2 separate regions of the Mus musculus genome follow, and region 1 is linked to region 2. Evidence: chromatin contacts called from ENCODE Hi-C or POLR2A ChIA-PET data. All regions are on one chromosome and are shown on one strand. The core of a region is the stretch at or near the end of the contact, and the rest is flanking DNA. Distances in the headings are between cores, read along the strand shown. Region 1 overlaps Sobp (sine oculis binding protein). Region 2 overlaps Sobp (sine oculis binding protein).

Region 1 (3,942 bases), core at 358-2,857, 70 kb before region 2:
GAGTTGGCACTGGGGTGGTTTGTTGTGCTCATCGTGGCCAACAACAACCTGGCTCCTGCCCTCATGAGGATTACAGACATTCCGTTAAAGGAGGACACAGATGGCAAAGTTCACTGTATGGGGAGTGGAGCAGAGTGCTGTGAGAGCATGGGGGGTTTGACTAGTCAAATCTGGAAGGCAGAGAGTGATGCTAGACTTGGAACATGAAGGATGAAAAACTGTCAGACAGAGACAGAGACAGAGATAGAGAGACAGAGAGACAGAGACAGAGACAGAGACAGAGACAAAGACAGGAAGACAGAGACGGAAAGACAGAGACAGAAAGACACAGAGACAGGCAGAGACACACAGAGAGAGACAGAGCGAGGAAGAGACTCTGGGCTGAGGACACAGCAGCGTGTCTCCCTCCTCTGCCATTGAGTTCTTCCCATCAGCCTCGCCTATTTGGTGAGTTCCAGGCCAGTGAGAGACCCTGTCTCAACAACAACAAAAATGTGAGTGGCACCTGGAGCAGAACACAGGATGTTGTCCTTGGGCTTCTGTGTGCAGCATATGTACCCACATATATGTTCCATGTACATATGAACATGAACGTACATGTACAAATTGCATGTACATGTATGTATACAGACTCACAGGGAAAAAAAAATCAAGCAAATGAAATGTCCCTCGAACCGTAACTCATGTATCCACTTGTTTGTGAATTTATTCATCCTCCCAGTCTACCCCAAGATCTTGGAGACTGTGGCTGACCTGCTGGCTTCGCCTCCCCCGAGTTTTCACTTAGATTCATGGTCTATAGTGTTAGCCAAATTCTTGATAGCTAATTCATTTTGTAGAGGATAGACAGCTTGTAACCCCTAAAACTAAGGGAATTTGGAAAGAAATGATAAGAGTGATAACCGCAAGAGAAGTGGTTTAAACTATCAGACATATCAGAAAGCAACAACGAAAACAGACGACAAGAGTGCATTGAAAAATGCACTGGTGAGGATGAGGGACTTCGGTGGTTTGAGACTGTGGTAATGACTGCCTGACACCTGTGGGGTTTGATGGAAAAACCCACAAAAGGGCACATGTCTGTACCCCGTGCCACCACACTGGGTTCAGAGAGGAGATGTAGTTCTGTTGTATCTATAGCTAGTGGTGATTCTATAGCTATGTTACTACTAAAGCAGACAGGAAGTTTGACAATGAGTCCCAGGACAGAGAAATGCTGACTGATACCCAGGTCCCCAGACTGGACCACAATAATCAAGTGGAAAGGACATAGCACATCTGCTGCAGTGACCGAGGACAGTGTTTATAGTATGGTGGGAAGACACAGATTCCCTCCTTTCTTTGTAGTCTTTGTTTCAGCCTAGGATCACGATGATAACTCTGTAGAGATGTCATGATAAACAGGCAGGTAAGTGGTTCAGATGCCGCCTTCCTGGGTTCCTAACTGGGTGATGTGCACATGAATATTCCAAACGAGAGGTGTCTGCCTTGCTGCTCAGGATGCCAGATGGAGGAGCTGGCCCTCGCCAAGGCTACCCACACCTGCAGCTGCCTCAGGTGGCTGTGATCTGCGAGGGGGGCCCTGCAGTTCAGCCGGGGATGGCAGCCCTCTCTCCGGTTCCAGGAGTGCCTGGAAAAAAAAATCACACAGTGACAGTCATTTCCAAAAGAGGCTGATTTTAACACTGTGATGAAAATGGCTAACAGCAGGCTGAAGGTTAAAGTAAAAAACTTAAAAACCATAAAATCTGCCTGGAGGCTATTTAAGCAAACTGTTTTAGAGGCACAGATGGTTCATATACCTCTGAGCCAAAAACAAAAAGTAAAAAAGGGGACAGTGAAGCTGGCGTGATTAAGCAGGCAAGTATGAAAGTTTTATTAGTGCCAAAAAGGCATCCTTTAGAAAAGTGAAAATCTGTCTCGGGTGCTCAGAAGACAAGCTAAAGCCCAACCGGAAACGGAGGGTAAACGGATGGATGCCCTTTCAGATAGGAAGTGAAGATGGGGGCACTCAGCATCGTTGTGGGCATTGGATATCAGAAGCTGGGCTCCACGGCACTGAGCAGCAGAAGAGACATTGTACGAAGTCAGGTGTGGATCCAGTCCTGTGTCCAATTTTGACAGAGAACAGATTTTAGAAAGGTTGGGTACAACCTAAGTGGTAAATTTGACTCTCCAGTCAGTATCAGTGGATTCCAGAAACTGAAGTGCCAGGAGGCAGAGGGAGCAAGCCTGTGGTGAAAATAGGTGTTGCTGACAAGAACCAGGGCGCTTCAGAAGGATGCTCTAGGGATGCAGTTCTCAGGGGCATTCGCTTACACATGTGTGAGCACGCACACGGCACACACAGAAAGCCTGGGCTTTGCGATTGATGACCGGGAACCCTCCAAATTTTTAGAAAAGTTAGATGATGGGGCAGTACAGAGGCCTCAGGATCACCTTTCAAGGAGCCTCCCCTGAGGAAATACGTAGACAGACAAACAGACAATAGTTAGCTTTCAATGTAAATCTAAATAAAAAGTGGCCAGATATAATCCTACCAAAGGGAAGGTTGCCTGTCTTCTCAGCCATTTCACTTAATTCACATAGAATCTGCTGACTGCATTCATGGGGCCCTTGAGGGAAGCAGAGCAAGAGACAAGAAATAGAGGCTTGTCTTGGATTAAGAACCTGGATGATATTCCTCAGAGTGAGGACAAATTGGAGGCTTTCCCATGCCAAGGGCATGTATTAGGAGCCGTGTTCCTTAACAAAGGGACTGCTCATTTGGAACTAGAAACCAAGAAGAGGACTTTGCTAATTTCCTTGCATGGCTTTCACTTGAGAACTCACTGATTAGGACGCCACTGGCCACCCTTCCAAGGCAATAAACAGCTTTCACCGTTGAATCTGCTCAGCATCCTGAGAGGAATCCCTGGTCCAGGCCACTGGGGGCTCACTGTGGTATCATCTTAGAAGGAAAGAAATCTTTTATATGTTTGGCTATACTAAGGATCAGTTTTCAAACAACGGATAAGAGTATGCTAAAGCTCACAGTGGTGGCTGAGCTGTGACCCACTTCCAGAGGAAACTTGTGTGTGTGTGTGTGTGTGTGTGTGTGTGTGTGTGTGTGTGTGTGTGTGTGATTAAATCCGAATCCCAGGTTACACACACTTGAGAAACAAAAGACTGCACACTTGCTGTGCTGGGGACAAAGAAACTAACAATACAGCTACTCTGCTCTAAGTGTACCCTGCCTCTTGACACTCGGGCAACCTTTGTGTCAACAAGAGTCTGGGTCAAACTCCGTGGCAGATGGTTTGCTACACATCGCACATATTAATCCATAGAGGCAGGCCTGGAAATGCAAGCAGGTTGCTAATGACCATGGATAGTGCTTGTGAGCTCTTTCTGCTCTCGCCCTCCGGTACTCTGGTGGCATGCTTCAGGGTTCAATCGGATGAGCTTCTGGGTTGGGAAAATGTTTCCTTCCTTGTGTTGGTCAGCGTTCTATCCCTGTAACAAATACCAGAGATGACCACTTTATGATGATGCTTATCTTGGCTCGGTTCAGGAGGCCCTCTTCATTTTGAGATTGTTGCAGTAAAGAACATTATAGAAGGAGGGCACAGTAGGGTGAAACTGCTCATCTCCTGGCCAGGAAACAAAAAAGAAAGGAAAGGACAGGGGTCCCACAGCACCCTGCAGGGGATGATGTCATCCACTGACGTCATCTGGGTTCTGCCTCCTATAGGATATACCGCTTCTCAATAGTCCCACCCCGGGGCTCAAGCCTTTACCACTCTCGTCTTGGGGTGCCACTTATGGTCCAACTACAGCAGTGTTGTTCTGTGCAACGAAGGAAGGGCTGTGCTTCAGGAAGAGGCAGTATCACTTCCAGGTGAACAGGATAGAGAGAAGGTGACCCACATCCCATGTGCAGGATTTACTTTTACGGCTTCA
Region 2 (4,098 bases), core at 1,062-3,561:
AGGAAGTGCATCAGGCTGTGAATGTCAAGGCCAGACCCCAGGGTTGGCTCCATTTTCTCTAGGAAGGTCCCATCTCCTCAAGATTCCATAAGCTTCCAAAACCATCAGCTGGGTAACCTGTGAGGGACGTTTTACATTTGAGCCACGACTCTTCAGTCTTCTGCTGGGATATAGGACTGTAAATGTAATAGCTGTCTTTTGATTTTGTGCTTTCTCTGGAATCTAAAGCCTTGTAAACACTATGTGGTGCTCAGTGACTCACTCTAATAGTGGACATTTTTCTTGATTATGTTTCCTAAGATTCTCTAGTAAGGTCCGATGTGTCTCTCACAGAACTGCAATTTCAGTAGGTTTTTGATTATATAATCTCAAGTTAAAAATCAAGCATACCCTCATATGTTTTTATTTATAAGCTTAAACATGTACAACTGTACTGATATGTTCATATGTGCATTATGAATTCCCCCAAACACATGATTGATAAGAACTGCAAATTGGCATTCCAATACTCTTATCTTAAAGTAGCCATCTTTGCTACTTTGTGTACCATAGTCCATCTTCAAAACTCCCTCCATTAAGGTCTGTACTAGCTGTTAAACAAGGTTACCTTTTATATTGCCAGCCCTTATAAATCAGGGAAGTCTGATGGTCTTGGCATAGGTGTCCTCGGAAGGAAGGAAGGAAACAGAGGTTCTCAGGAGACCTATAGCTAGAGGAAGCTGAGCATGACCTCACATCATCACTGGCCGCAGGGAAGGACTAAACCAGATCAGAAGCATTAAGGACGACTGGGCAGTGGGTCAAGACCTTGAAGAGTTACTATATCAGCTTTCCATTACTAGAACCAAACACCTGACATAGTCGCTTTAAAGAGAAAGAGGGTTTGTTTTGCCTTAAAGTGTAGGAGGTTCTAGTCCACAGTCAAATGGCTCCATGCTCTGGGCTATGCTGGAGCAATAATGGTTCACATTTCTCCAGGAACCAGAAAGGACTAGAAGAGGGAGAGACAGGGTCACACTGTCCCCTTTAAAGGCTTCCCAGTGACCTCAGAGTCTCTCATAGGGTCCTAGCTCCTAAGGTTTCACCATCTCCCAGTAGCAGCACCCTGGCAATTTCCCTGAATGATGGACATTTGGGAGACGCTCCTACAAGCCATAGCTGACACATGATGGGTCTCAGCTGTCATGTTGCACTTTTAACTCATTTCCAGCCCCATCTTAGTTCTGCATGGAACCCCAAGCCTCACTCTAAGTACAAAATGTCCAGTTACCATAAAGCCAAGCTGGGATCCAAACGGCTCACCATATTCATAGTCACCTCTTTTCAGTCACATCCCCTCTCCCAAATGGAGATGGCTGTTACAGTCACAAAGCTTTTGAGCTCCATGGGAACCAATGATAACACTTGAGCAAAGCTACTCCATCAGACTCTTGTCCAGCTGTCAGGTATTAGGGGCAAGATGGTCACTCCTCACGGCAGAGGAGTGGAGCTATCCCGGGGCTCTCTGACTGGGACAGTCCACACGGGTCTGCAGAGCTGGACTCTTGTTCTTTTCTGGAACCCCCTCTGGAGTGTCTTCTGTAAGAGGAATCTTTGCTGGATCCTGCAGTGGAGGATACTTGGGAGGGAACTGGCCCCCAGAGATATCAGGGAGTGTGTGGAGGGGAGGCAGGACTAAAAAAATGCAGTCTTAAATCTGTGAGCTTGTGCATGGCTTCTCAGAAGGCTTTAGCAGATTTCATAGGGTTACAATGTAACATCCCAGGGTCTCTCACCTGCCACTGAGTAGCTGAGTCAGAGACCTGAAGTGGAGGGCAGAAGGGCTCACTGAGTGCTTTCTGACAATGTTACAGAGGGCTGAGAATATCTAAAGGCCCACATGTTTATTTATTTATTTTATTTTATTTTATTTTTCGAGACAGGGTTTTTCTGTGTAGCCCTGGCTGTCCTGGAACTCACTCTGCTAAAGGCCCAAATCTTGTTCCAAACACCATCTTCTGACTGGTTCCGCCATAGTGTTCCCCCCACCCCCATACATGCATGTGCATGTACACACACACACACACACACACACACACACACACACACACACAAACACACACACACTAGGCTGGAGAGAGAATTAATAAAAAGCAATTTTGAATACTTGCCTTGAAAGGAATTAACCATTTGTCCCCCTGGAAGCTTTTAAATGAATTCATTATTACTTAGGTTCCCATTGGTAGACTGTGATTCCAGACCGCTGGTGGGAGCAGCTGTGTGCTTGGAATCACTACATGGAGGGTCCCAGAAGCCTGCCCTCCCTGTTTGCTTCTCGGCCTGCCCAGGCTGTGCTGTCAGCCTTCTGGCTTTACTTCTGAAGGTCAAACGGCTCTGCCTCCTGCTGCTGCCCACCTCCCTCTGTTCTAAAGACTTCTGAAGCAAGGCAGGGGGAATAATGGGGAACACCCGTGAGGCCTTTGTTAAAACATCTGAGCCTGGGATGTTTATTGGCCATTCATTTCCCAGGGAAGGGGAGAGGGAGAGGATCCTGGCAGAGCCAAAGAACAGCAATCTTCAGGGAAGAAAGGAAAAGGCCAGCAATGGCAACAGAAACTTCCTGCAGATGTGGAGCTTGAAGAAATCCAGAGAGCAAGGCTATTTTTAGTAAGAGTAAGAGTGCAAACCATGATAGACGCCACAGGCTGCTGTCACTAACATTTGGCTATAAGCAACATTTTCATATTTAAACATGACAGCCCAGCAAGTCGTGGAGGAAGGAAAAAAAACAAAAAAACCACAGTGCTGTCTGCTGGCTGAATAAAAATGATGGCCTTCTCTAGGCCCAGGGGAAGGAGCAGCAGCTCCATGAGATGGTCAGCCAGCCAGCACTGTGTTCACCTGTATCATCATGAATATTTATACGTCAGCCGCTGAGGTCAGGATGCTGAGCTGCGGTGGTGAGTGGAAAAGCTGTGCCGTGTTCCCTCTGCAGGAAACTCAGCTTGTTCAGCCCACTCTGCTCAATTAAGCGTGCACGCATAGAAATACAACACTCAAGTAAGCATGAATAAAAATATATTAAATTTGAAGAAGTTAAGTAATACCATTGGGAAAGCCAGTGAACTTGAGGTGAACCCAAGTTACATCAAAAAAGAGGATCCCCGAAACATGAGATCTGGAGCAGTTTGGCAGACCCTGGATGAAACATCTGCCTTATGTCCTCTGGGCTGTGCACAGGTGTCTCACAAGCCACTGTCTAGAGGCTTGGCACACACATCCTCTTGAAACTTTATGTATCGAGCATGACTTCAAGTCCTGGTAAAAATTAACACTGGTAATGTGGGTTTGGAGTGGGCTGGGGACACTGAGGACAAGGCCTGAGTGACAAGCCTCTCCACTCCCCCATTGCCCGTTCTGAGTGGAATCTGCTTCTGTCCTGCTCTGGTAGTTTAGTGGTCAGTTACTAGTGCTCCTGATATCTAGCAGAGTGGCTTAGAACTGAGCGAGCCACAAAAGGGAGACACACAGGGTCGGGCCAGCAGCCTCTGGTTGGCACAGATGCAAAATGACAGATAGGGCTGGTTTTTTTTTTTTTTTTTTTTAATTTCCAGCCTGTGTTAACATTGGTCCACAGGCACAAAAGCTTGGACTTTTCCAGACAGCCAGCAAAACAGAGAGAGAGGGAGAGACAGAGAGAGAGAGAGAGAGGGAGGGAGGGAGGGAGGGAGGGAGGGAAGGAGAGAGAGAGAGAGAGAGAGAGAGAGAGAGAGAGCGCAGAGAGGGTTTGTCTAGCCTCCCTCTTTTTTTGAGTAAAGAGCAAGAAATTAAAATGTCAGCTCCAGAGTCACCAGCGTTGTGGGCCCATCCATATTTAGGAGACAGGGCTAGGAGACTTGGAGGTAGGGCTAGGGGATTTGGGGTTAAGTATGCTAAATGTATGTGGCGTAGTATTTGCCATTTTAAGCATGCAGTCTGATGGCATCTCAGTATAGTGGGACCATCGTCAGTCTCTGTTGCCAAAATTCTGTCATCACCCTAAACAATCAGTAAGCAAAACCACATTTCTCCCCAAGCCTTCAGCCCCTGATAACTTCTGTTTACTCTAGGAAGTTGCCT

Evidence for each region. Hi-C counts contacts between places; a loop is a spot of excess contacts on that map. ChIA-PET counts read pairs that join two places held with the same protein, here RNA polymerase II (POLR2A).
Region 1: a map of T-helper 1 cell shows a loop between it and region 2 (2.2-fold over the local background). The contact joins two enhancer-like sites. A Hi-C loop is called at or near these places in 1 of 37 maps with a recorded cell type or tissue (T-helper 1 cell). POLR2A ChIA-PET finds 5 or more read pairs at or near these places in 1 of 5 experiments (Patski).

What each region holds. Positions count from the first base shown.
Region 1 is chr10:43,111,815-43,115,756 of GRCm38, reverse strand. All of the region lies in intron 4 of Sobp (sine oculis binding protein), which reads left to right. Among named protein-coding and RNA genes, the nearest start is that of Gm51799, 50 kb to the left of the region's middle. Within about 2 kb of position 1,607, at least 1 of the 3 ENCODE cell types and tissues checked has a DNase peak (open chromatin) inside an H3K27ac peak, as active enhancers do.
Region 2 is chr10:43,041,956-43,046,053 of GRCm38, reverse strand. The region is part of intron 5 of Sobp (sine oculis binding protein); the gene reads left to right. The region is part of intron 1 of Gm47815 (a long non-coding RNA gene); the gene reads right to left. Among named protein-coding and RNA genes, the nearest start is that of Gm47815, 9.1 kb to the right of the region's middle. Within about 2 kb of position 2,311, at least 3 of the 3 ENCODE cell types and tissues checked have a DNase peak (open chromatin) inside an H3K27ac peak, as active enhancers do.